2 separate regions of the Homo sapiens genome follow, and region 2 is linked to region 1. A link is a contact called in ENCODE Hi-C or POLR2A ChIA-PET data. All regions are on one chromosome and are shown on one strand. Each heading gives the region's core, a stretch centred on a gene start or an enhancer-like site at or near the end of the contact. The rest is flanking DNA. Distances are from core to core; before and after follow the strand shown. Region 1 has its middle 18 kb from the start of MYL12BP2. Region 2 overlaps SNX25 (sorting nexin 25).

Region 1 (5,928 bases), core at 1,466-3,965:
GAGCAAAAACATTTATTGAGCATGTACTATGCTCCAGGTACCTGCATAGGCACTTTTATTTATTCCTCTGATTGAACTGTCCTGTAAGGCGTGGGATATTATCTGCATTTTACAAAAGACAGCTCTAGGCTCAGAATGGTTAAGTAATGACAGGGTTCAGGACATGCTACCCCAAACTGTGGTACCTTGACACACTGAATATCTTAAGCTGAAGGAATCTGAGAGATGGCACGTGCAAGAAGCTCCCTCTCACCTTTCCCCTCACCTTGCCTGCTGAATCAGGTCGTAAAACCTAAGAAGGATTTTCTGACCTTCTCCTGAAGCAGGTCATCGTAAGACCCTCCTGTGAGCGGTGCCCTCCCTAGACCCGGAGAAAGGGAACATCCTTATTTCTGAAGACAAAGAAGAAGCTGAACAAACAGGCCTTGCTCAGTTTCCCCCAGTTTATTCCCATCAGACCACACTCTTTCCCCAATCACGTTTCCGCACACCTGGCCACTTCTCGTCAAACCTGTTGTACAAAAGAAGCCAGGCTGAACTGTTTCTCTGGGTCATTTCCTTATGAAGGTTCCCGTGTCAAGTAAAACTTAGATTAACTAAATGTGTATACTTTTCTCTTCTTAATCTGTCTTTTCTTATATGGGCCTCAGCCCTGAACCTGAGATGGGCAAGGAAGATACATTTCCTCCCGTACCGTGACAAAATAAGTGTCTTCTCGTTCAGAGTTTCCGATTCCAAATCCAGGAGTCTTTCCACTACATCAAACCTAATGGTAAATATTCAAGCATGTACAAAAGAAAGATCCCTGTAGTTGAGTGCATCCAGAGAAGCGCCTTGGCTCTCCCAGTAGTACTGCTCTGACCTGAGGAAGAATAAGGCCTTTATAAGCACAACTTGGCTGCATTCCACTGGCATAAATCCCAATCAGACAGTCAACCCCCTTCCGCATCCCCATCCTCTGGCCTTTTGAGAAAAGGGATCTGCCCTCCTAAGGGAATGTTCATTTTGCCACTAACAGGGAGCTCTCTGAAAAACGCTGTTTGCTGTCCAGTCACACCTCTGTGGAATCTTTTAACACATGGCGATTCTGTGGCAGGATACCTGTGTTGGTTTTGTTTTCACAGAGTGGTCACAAAGCTGAGTTCAAGGTGAGAAGTGAAAACAATTAAATGAATGGTAGCTTTTTCCACATGACTTTTCACTGCAGTGACCCAGCCCGGTCAGCCCCCGCGCCCGCTCGGTGGCGTGCACTTCCCATGACACACACACTCGTGGTATCCATGAGTGCGTGTCAGGAAAGCAGAAGTGTCACATGGACAAGCGAGTGTCAACAAGAGATGTGCCTCCTCTACACATCATGTGGTTAATGTCCAAACTCACTCATCCCACAGTCACGTTTGACTCTCAGTTGATCACTCTTTGTTCATGTTGAGATTCAACAGGAAATATTGTTTTTACAGGGTCTGGAATTTTAATGAGTCTAAGGATTCCTGATGGTTGTATTGACTTTATTTGTGGGGTTCTCAAAAGGAATCTCACAGTGTAGTCAACAGCAAGGAGTAAGCATTTTCTTACTTACAAAACCAAAGTTATATGTGTGGTACAAAGATGAGAGACTGGGGCCAGGCGAGGTGGCTCACGCCCATAATCCCAACACTTTGGGAGGCTGAGGCAGGCAGATCACCTGAAGTCAGGAGTTTGAGGCCAGCTTGACCAACATGGTGAAACCTCATCTCTACAAAAAATGCAAAAATTAGCTGGGTGTGGTGGTGCACACCTGTAATCCCTGCTACTCAGGAGGCTGAGGCAGGAGAATCACTTGAACCCAGGAGGTGGAGGCTGCAGTGAGCCAAGATCACACCACTGCACTCTAGCCTGGGTGACAAAGCAAAACTCTGTCTCAAAAAAAAAAAAAAAAAAAAGTGAGACTGGGAGCAGAAAGCAAGCAGTACTCACGCCACACTGCTGGGCAGTGGTGCTTAAAGAAAGCGAAAGAACAAACAAATGAAATACCAGCCTCAATGCAAAAATAAGCTGGAATGGAGGAGGTTTTCCATGCTTTTTGAAAGAGGCTGGGTAGAAATTGTAGTCTTGGGGGTTTTGTTGACAGCAAGAATTTCAGCTTTGCCTTAAGTGTTACTCAGAAGGTGAAATGGATTCAGCCAAACGTTACCATATAAACACAAACAGGCACATTTTGAAAACAGTTCCTGGAGTTCCAGGGAGCTCCCCTTTAATTCATCCCTAGCTCAATGCCGTATAGTTAGTGTTCAACGTCCTTCTAAGAAAAGAACTGAGGCGGTTTATTATTAGTGGTGAAGAACCAATACACAGAAATACAAAGGGTCATAGAAAGACAGTAAGCAACATTTCTGCTACAACAAGAGTCCGTAACCATGCTTTACTCCAGCCTCGGGGCTTCTGAAACCTCCCTAAGCTAAGAAACACAAACACATGTATGTGGGCCCATAATAGATGTAGGTGAGGGCTATAGGTCTCCTCAGCTTCATACCAGGTGGTATGTTACAATGAAAGCAAGTCTCAGACGGAATTCGGCCATAAAATAAACATTTAGAAGCCAGCAGGCTCAAAAACGTGGTACAACCAGTTCTGTAAACTCAACCAAGTACTGGTGCTTTGTTCTGCTGGCACACTGACAGGTGCCTTACATAACAGATTCACTTAAGGCAGATGTGACAGTACTCGAACAGCATGATTTAGCTTCATGTCTAGTCAGGGTCAGGTGCAGGAACCTTTCTATGAGCTGTGGATACAAGTCCTGATTCAAATCCCAAACCAGAGACAGCATTTGGAAGGGCATACATTATCCACTAGGCTTTCTAGGTCATAATACCCTGTTTATGCAAGGAGATGCAATCTGATACAGTGCTTCCAGTCAGCCCATAATATTTTGAACAACTCTTACTTCACCAATGAAAATGACTCCTAAAATCCATTATGCCAGATAGCAAAGCTGTTGGTGTTCATTGAGGATAGAGGAAGTTCTTATAGCTGACTCTCTAGAGCAGGAGCTGCTTCTTCTTTTTTTTTTTTTTTTTTTGAGACCGAGTCCAGCTCTGTCGCCCAGGCTGGAGTGCAGTGATATGATCTCGGCTCACTGCAACCTCCACCTCCCAGGTTCAAGCGATTCTCCTGCCTCAGTCTCCCGAGTAGCTGGGAATACAGGCGTGTGCCACCACACCAAGCTAATTCTTTGTATTTTTAGTAGAGATGGGTTTTCACCATGTTAGCCAGGATGGTCTCGATCTCCTGACCTCCTGATCTGCCTGCCTCGGCCTCCCAAAGGAGGAGCCTCTTAATAGTCTTTCAAATTCCAACAGACCACCCCTGGAGTGTGTATATTCATTCCTGAATAGGGCTCTTCAATATTAACTCGCTGCTCCTGGTTGTCAATTAAAAACCCAGAGATAAATACCACTACCTATGCCAACATTTTTAACCATGAATTGGAACAGTGTAATATTTTTGCTGGGATCTTTGATTGTCTCTTGCCAGAGCCCAGACTGGGGATCCAGGCATACACCTGGGCTCAAGACTTAGGAAAGCCCTCTCTCTTTCCTGGCCTTACAGTCTGGAGTCTTGGTCAGAATCTGCCCATCTTCAAACAGTTATGGCTTTCTCTTCTTACCTGTGCCTTCCATCAACCTTGTGAAGTAGGTGACGGTTACCAGGGTTAGAGTTCAGTTATTTCAAGAGCTTATCAGAGGAATTAAGCAGCAATTTTTTTATTTTTTTGCTTCAAGCTATCAGTTCCAAGGTCAACATGATATCTTGATACTCTTAAATGCTCTGATATTTTTTGATTTGCTGTGAAAGGCACACAATATTAACTCTATTAATGCCAGACAAAATACCGTCATAAATACTACATAGGAAGGGCCCTTGACAAAGACAGTCTCAGTGACCAAACTTTAGAAGGCCCCTCTCAGCCCTCTTTTTAACAGGACTCATCCCTGGACCCAGGCTTCAGCCTGCCTAGTCCAGTTTTAGCAGGGATCCTGCTAAGCCAATTTAGTGAGAGTCCCTCAACCTTGACCTCTGACCACACTGGTCTGCCTTCAGCAAGAATCCTGTTAAAGTCAGTTTAGCAAGAATTCCCCTCCCCTTGATATTTTTCTTGGTAATTACTTCTCTTAATAATTTTCTACCCATCAACCTCCCCAGCCCCCATCTGATACTGACATGGCCTAAAAAACTTGAATATCATACTGCTGGACTGAGTGAGGGTTTTCGAAACTCTAGTTGAGTTCATGAAACTGCTAACCCATGATCAAGCAAAACAAGAATTAATTACATAGGACTGAATCAACTAAAGAAGGAGTATAATTTTTATGGCTTTTTGTTTGGAACATTGCTTGTTCTTAATGTTCTATTTTCTGGACATAAGGAACCCCTTTTCTTTTTCTCTTAAGTTAGCTATAATATGTAACAATTTAGTAGATACATTTCTATAACAAAAATGGAACATTTATCTTTTTTCCTAATCCTTCCATAATTCAGAAACTATTACTGAGTATTTTTATGTTCATGGTTGTATTAGTCTGTTCACACTTTGCCATAAAGAAATACCTGAGACTGGGTAATTTATAAAGAAAAGAGGTTTAATTGGCTCACGGCTCTGCAGGCTGCACAGGAAGCGTGGCAGCTTCTGCTTCTCCGGAGACCTCAGGAAACTTCCGGTCATGTGGAAGGCAAAAGGAGAGTGAGGCGCATCACATACTCAGAGCAGAAGGAAGAAAGAGAGAGTGGGAAGGTGCTACACACTTTCTTTTTTTTTTTTTGAGACGGAGTTTCACTCTTGTTACCCAGGCTGGAATGCAGTGGCACGATCTCGGCTCACGGCAACCTCGGCCTCCCGGGTTCAAGCGATTCTCCGGCCTCAGCCTCCCGAGTAACTGGGACTACAGGCGCCCGCCACCACACCCAGCTAACTTTGTATTTTTAGTGGAGATGGGGTTTCTCCATGTTGGTCAGGCTAGTCTCGAACTCCCGACCTCAGGTGATCTGCCCACCTTGGCCTCCCAAAATGCTGGGATTACAGGTGTGAGCCACCATGTCCAGCTGCTACACACTTTTAAACAACCATATCTCACGATAACTCACTGACCAGCACAAGAGCAGCACCAAGGGGACAGTGCTAAAACATTCATGAGAAAATGTCCCCATGATCCAATCACCTCCCCCTAGGCCTCACCTCTAACACTGGGAGATTACAATTGAACATCAGATTTGAGTGGGGACACAGATCCAAACCGTATCAATGGTGATATACTATTTTATATGGGTTCGATAAGAATCTGTCCTTTTTGTAACAGAACATAATTTTAAAAATTGATTAGATAATCAAGGCTTTGACCAAAATGTTTTATTTGAGAATAAGACATGGGGGTCCATTCCAAGATGGCCGAATAGGAACAGCTCCGGTCTGCAGCTCCCAGCCTGATCGACGCAGAAGACAGGTGATTTCTGCATTTCCAACTGAGAATAAGACATAAAATCACATATGAACAGACAGTTTTGAGGAACTAAGGTTAACTTTATGGAGCCAATGCATATGAAGCCCTCCCGGAAAGTCTGCCTGGTACCTGGATTATGGAGTTCCCAGCCTTACAGGTGAGTCAGGAAGGTGACTTTCTGGCAGGCCAAAGAAACTCAGGATGTTTTTAGGACCTCAAGAAGAGAAGAACCCATCTGAATCTCTAGGCATTGCAGATAAGGCCTGGTGGTGCTTGACTTGGCTTTATAGCTTCAAGAACTCTTGAAAGCATAATCTGAGATTACTTGTAAAAAGTTCCAGCAATGCAAACTTAAATAAGCCTACCTGGTCAGTTGCCATTCTTGCTGCAATTATGCAAATAAGTAAGTCAAATATAATGAGACAAGACTTATTTTGTAAACAAGAATAAT
Region 2 (5,928 bases), core at 1,207-3,706, 970 kb after region 1:
CAGAGCGAGACTCTGTCTCAAAAAAAAAAAAAAAAAAAAAAAGCAAGGCAGGGCACACAGTGGGCACACCCTGGCCGGGCTGCACAAAGTCCATGTGTCTCTGTACTCTTCTCCATCATAAAGTGAGTGATTCCGCCATCAACTCCTGTACGATTTCTGCTATTCCTCAAATATACTCTCCACTGAAGTGGAGTGACACGTTAGACTATGAAATCTCAGGTGTTTAGAGTGGTAAGAGAAGCCCATTTGTTCTTTTCAAAAAAGGACATACCAGCCTCAGGTTGAAAAGTAAGGCAAATATTTTTTTGAGTTCCTTAGCAACTGTTGAGGTGATTTCTAGATAATTTTGAAGAAGTCTGTGATGATTGGTAACTACTGAGAATTGCTGCCAGCTTTGTGTTAAGAGGTCAAGTACCATTTCTCACTTCAAATCTTGACTAGTCCCTAAGTAAATATATACCTGTTTCTTGAACCCTTCCATCAAGAGGATTTAGTAAAACTTCTGTTTACTTATTTATATTTTAGAGACATGTTCTCACTCTGTCACCCAGGCTGGAACATAGAGACGTGATCATAGCTCACTGTAACCTCAAACTCCTGGCTTTAGTGATCACGGCTCACTGCAGCCTCGACCTGCTGGGCTCAAGTGATCCTTCTGCCTCAGCCTCCTGAGTAGCTAGGACTACAGGTGCATGCCACCACGCCTGGCTAATTTTTAAACTTATTTTGTTTTTTTGAGATGGAGTTTTGCTCTTGTTGCCCAGACTGGAGTGAAATGGCGCATCTCGGCTCACCTCAACCTCCACCTCCTGGGTTCAAGCAATTCCCCTGGCTCAGCCTCTCGAGTAGCTGGGATTACAGGCATGCGCCACCATGCCCGGCTAATTTAGTGTTTTTAGTAGAGAAGGGGTTTCTCCATGTTGATCAGACTGGTCTCCAACTCCCAGCCTCATGTGATCTGCCTGCCCCAGCCTCCCAAAGTGCTGGAATTACAGGCGTGAGCCACCACACCGGGCCTAAATTTTTTTTTATAGAGACAGAGTCTTGCTGTGTTGCCCAAGCTGGTTTTAAACTCCTGGCCTCAAGCCATCCTCCCACTTCAGCCCTGCACAGTGCTGGTATTACAGGCATGAGCCACCACATCCAGCCTAAAACTTTTATTTGAATATACAAGAAAGATTCAACAGCTGGTTAGTCTGTCAGTGCACATACAGTTGATTGGAGAACCAGCATTTTCTAGGGAGGAAGTCTCTATTCCATATGTCGATTGCCTGCATTTCACGAGAAGACCTGAGCATCCTGGGCAGAGGAGAGAAGAGAGCCCATGTTGAGGAGTGAGGGAAGGGGAAGGAGGGTGCGGCCTTGTCCTCTGTTTGCTCTAACCTTCTTGTTAGAGGAGCAGGTTGTACCTCTGTATCAGCACTGCTAAGTGGGGCCAGGTGGAGGGTAGGAGGTGGCAGTTTTGCTCCCCAGGGGACATGTGACAATAGTCTGGAGACATTTTTGGTTGTCGTCTTTGGGGGAAGGGATGCTACTGGCATCTAGTGGTAGAGGCTAGGCATGCTGCTAAACATCCTGCAGTACACAGGACAGCCCCCCACAGCTGAGAACTACCCTGTCCAAAATGTCAGTAGTGCTGAGGTTGAGAAACCCTGCCCTGTATTATCCATTAAATCCCTCAGTGAGTCTGCTGAGGATGCTGCCATTATGATATGCCCTGGAACATGATAGCATGTTATGAGGGAAGGAAAATATTCTACTGTTGGTGTTTTTCTTTTTTTATACCTGAAAAGCACAGTGGTGCCATTTTAATCCAGTTGTACTATTTCTGGAGTCATGAGTTTGCACTTTAAGTTACTTTGCTCTCTGCTGCCTCATTAGAAATAGCATCTAACAGTTGTCGTTAGATGTTGCTGTTTTTGTTTTACTGCAAGCCACTTCACTTGCTTAAGGAAGAATTATATCATGGGCAGGGGATTTATAGCGAAAAGCATTTCTGTGATGTTATTCGTAAGTCTGTTGTAATGTCTTTGTAGCCAAAAGGGTTTACCTAATGTCTAATATAAATGTCTTTTTCACCAAATGAACCCAAATTCACCCATTTCCTTTTGCTCTGATCTCAGTAGAACCTAGACTATCTAGACGGAAAAACAGTAAATATTTGAACTAATTGCTTTGGAATATTATAGGTTAGTGCGAAAGTAATCACTTTTTTTGCCATTAAAAGTAATGGCGAAACCCGTGATTACTTTTGCACTAACCTAACATCATGTGTGTGTTCATCTTGGCACCAGTTTAAAGACACACTGCCATCCGGTGTTTCACTGGCCACTTCTTTTTAAAGCTAGATTAAATGTTGTGTGATTAACCCAGTTTCTAACAATGCACAGTGTTACTACTTAACACTCTATAGAGAAACAGCCACATAACTCTGGCATGAGCTGGGTCACGGGGTGTTGTCACACACCCACTCGCCTATACTTTTCTTGATGTGAATATTTCTTGGATGAATGGGTTTTAAGGCCACAAAGAAATGTATTCATCTGCATCACTGGATTTACAAGGATTTTTGCATGCCAGCAGCATGGGATGCATGAGCTCCACGTTAGTCATTTAGCTCTGAATGTGGCATTCGCTTTCTGAGGCAAAAATAAACAGAACCATCTAAGCAACAAGCTGCTGTTGCATTTGTTAGCAACAAGCTTTGTGATCAGACAATGGCATTGTATGGCCCATTATCAAACAGAACGCATTCACGTGAGCAAGCCACATTTAAGCGGAGCACCAAAACATTCTTCCCAGCCTTGCAGCTGGGTTTTAGGGAAGGGTTATTCTCTTTCTTACTTCTCTTTGGAATTTTCTTCTAGGTTTTGTCCTTTTAGAAAGGCGTTTTAAGCTCTCTTTGGGTAAAAAGAATGTAATGGTTGGTAAATGGGTGTCAGTTTTCTCCTATATTTCTCTCTCTTTATTAACATGTTTTAACCCCAAATTAAAATTGAGGTCTAGGTTTGTTTTATAAATAAGAGGCAACTTTAGTCCCAGAATTTTTAGATTAACTTAAACATTATACACAAACTATGAAGTTTAAGGATATATATTTTAAAAGTAAAAGTTTTCTTGAAAAATTAGGTCTTCCAAGCTTGCATTTCCTTAGGTACACTCACAAAACATCTTAGTTTGCAATAGACTAATTTTGGGGCAAACTACATTTACCTTCATCCTCCCACAAAGGAGTCTCTGAAATACTATTTTTTTCCTGTTGAGATAAATGCTAAATTAGTGAGTTCTTTAGGCAGGTCCTGACTGTTGGCCAAGTATAACACAAGTTCAGAAACCATTATTGAAGTAAATGAAAATGGGATGAAAAGATGTCTGATAATACCTGACAGATCATCTTGAACAAGTCCATGTATTGACCTGAGGCCTGCCTGTGGCCCTTTGTGTTAAGTACCGGAAAAGCTGCTTCTGATAAAAACGTATTATGGTGCTGTGTCTAAGTTTTTTCAGCTAATTTTGCAGCCTCCCTGAGTGCTATGTTATACATTTGACTAATTGGGACCTGAGATGGGTAATGACCATCCTAGGGAACCGGATGGAGGTCTCCAGCTGGGAGGATGTGCAAACCATTACTTAGACTGCACTCGTGGGAACCAAGAGACAAAACACAAATGCTCTTTTATCATTGGTAGTTTCATATCTAAGCGAGGTATGTGCTGACTCACCTCCAGAGAGTGTGCTCTCACCTGTCCAGATATGTAGTTCCCATGCCTAGGGAGGAGCATTCTGTTTCTCTAGCGGTCCTCTGGGCCCTGAGCATTCCTGGCAGTCCTGCTGAGCTCTCTTTGCATGAGAGATTCCACACTTGCCCCTTTACCTCAGGCCTCTGATCACTCAGTCTTTTACCCCCTCACTCCACACAGACGACTTTGCTCTCTACTTGGACAAAACTGAATCCATATAAAGGGAACTACTCTGGCATCCAGCTATGTCTGCAAACTTCCTCATATCCAATGTCCACCTGCTCTGCCTTCCATGTTACTACAGTGGAGGAGGTAGCCTTTCTCCAAAGCTGATCTCTGATCTCTTCACCTGTCTTCTGGATTCCATTCCTTGTCTGTCACCTTTCTCAACTTTTATTTATTTATTTATTTTGCTCTGCTGCTCAAGCTGGAGTACAGGATCATCACTCACTGCAACCTCAAATTCCTGGACTCAAGTGAACCTCCCTCCTCAGCCTCCTGAGTATCTGGAACTATAGGCATGCACTGCCACACCTAGCTAAGTTTTTAAAAAACTTCTTGTAGAGATGGGGTTTAGTTATATTGCCCAGGCTGGTCTCAAGCACCTACCCTCAAGTGACCCTGCTGCCTCAGCCTCCCAAAGTGCTGGCATTACAGGTGGGGGCCACCACGCCGGGCCCACACCTCTCTTTACTTTTAACTGATTTCTTCTCCTCAGCATTAAAACCAGTTCAGTTCTCTCTCACTTAAAACAAAAACATGCCTTCCCTCACCCCAACCCTTGCCTTCAGGTATATATACACAGCCAGCCCATTCTCCACAAGCTGTAATACTCAAATGTTTAGTCATTTTTAAAAATTAATTTTTATGAGTTTTTTGCTTTTGCTTTAAATGATATGTCAACTTGAGAAAACATTGTTACTGGTTTTAAATTTGAAAAAATATTTGCTTGACGTGGCATAACTTGTAAGTAACAGAGCCGGGATTCTAACCTAACTCTGATTGCAGACTCTTCTGAAAACTCTCCACTGGATTTGACCTGGGGGTCCCTAGTGATCTTGGCAACAGCAGATTTGGTGGAGGGAGCGTTAGAAGCCAGATAGGAGTCCTTGAAGAGTAGGAGTTGAGGATGCTCACCCTCTTTCTTTCTTCCTCAGCCCCAAATTCTAGAAAGAACACAATACCTGATACATATTAGCAAAATGTACCATTTGAGAGTTCATTGATCCATTCAACTCCTGTTTAATGAGCGTCTCCTTTGCTGCCAGGCACTGTTGTAGGTGCTGGGGATATAGCAGTGTATACATAGATAAACACCTACTTTTATGAGGATATATTTACGATCTCCCTTGTCAGCTTCTCTTCCCCCTTACTCTTAAGAGTAAGGTTTATCTCAGTTGTGTCTAGGATTATTTGTTTCCTCCTGGGTTGTCTCACACACTCCCATGATGTCATTTACTATCCCAGAGCTGAATGTTTCCGAACTCTAGACCTTCTCTCTCCACCTAGGTAGCTCAGAAGCCCGCAGACTCATTTTGCCTGTTTGGTTGTCTTTTACTGTGTAACAAACTACCCTAAAACATAGTGTCTTTAACAACAGCCATTTATTTTGCTCATGAAGCTGCAATCTGGGCAGGGTTTGGAAGTAATGACTCTTCTCTGTGTCACGTGACGTCAGCTGGAGTGGCTTGACTGGGGTGGGACGGTTTACTTTCAGGATGGTGTACTCACACGGTGCCTCATTGGTGCTGAATATGAGCTTGAGATCTCAGCCAGAGCTGTGGTTCGGGGAGCCTCGGTTCCTCTCCATATAGATCTCTCCAAGGACTGATGGCTTAGGCTTCCTCAAAGCATGGAAGCCTCGGGGCAGGTGAGCCACTTACATAGTGACCCAGAGCTCCAAGCCCTTGGTCTTTTATGATCTAGCCTTGGAAGTCATAGCATCACTTTCGTCATATTCGTAACCCCAACCAGATTCAAGAAAAGGAAACATATTCTACTTTGCAGAGGCAGATTGTCAGAGGGACATCGTAAAAAGAGCATGTGAGATGGAAGACATTGCAGCCGTTTTTGGAAAATATCACCTGCCATATTGTCCAGAGTTGAGTTAGCATCTTCCACAAACCTGCTTTTTCTCCAGTGTTTCTAGCTTAGTAATTGGCCCCACCATCCCTCTGGCTTCTCATGT

Evidence for each region. Hi-C counts contacts between places; a loop is a spot of excess contacts on that map. ChIA-PET counts read pairs that join two places held with the same protein, here RNA polymerase II (POLR2A). Pooled maps may share reads with other maps.
Region 2: a loop to region 1 is called in a map with no recorded cell type, with 13 times the contacts of the local background. The contact joins two enhancer-like sites. A Hi-C loop is called at or near these places in 4 of 37 single-sample maps with no recorded cell type and 4 of 50 pooled maps. POLR2A ChIA-PET finds 5 or more read pairs at or near these places in 1 of 52 experiments (WTC11).

The regions. Positions count from the first base shown.
Region 1 is chr4:184,328,921-184,334,848 of GRCh38, forward strand. No RefSeq gene overlaps it. Among named protein-coding and RNA genes, the nearest start is that of MYL12BP2, 18 kb to the left of the region's middle. Within about 2 kb of position 2,716, at least 20 of the 41 ENCODE cell types and tissues checked have a DNase peak (open chromatin) inside an H3K27ac peak, as active enhancers do.
Region 2 is chr4:185,303,640-185,309,567 of GRCh38, forward strand. All of the region lies in intron 6 of SNX25 (sorting nexin 25), which reads left to right. Among named protein-coding and RNA genes, the nearest start is that of LRP2BP, 89 kb to the right of the region's middle. RefSeq lists enhancers at 174-273, 1,162-1,351, 2,387-2,446, 2,532-3,032 and a silencer at 2,556-2,850. Within about 2 kb of position 2,457, at least 11 of the 41 ENCODE cell types and tissues checked have a DNase peak (open chromatin) inside an H3K27ac peak, as active enhancers do.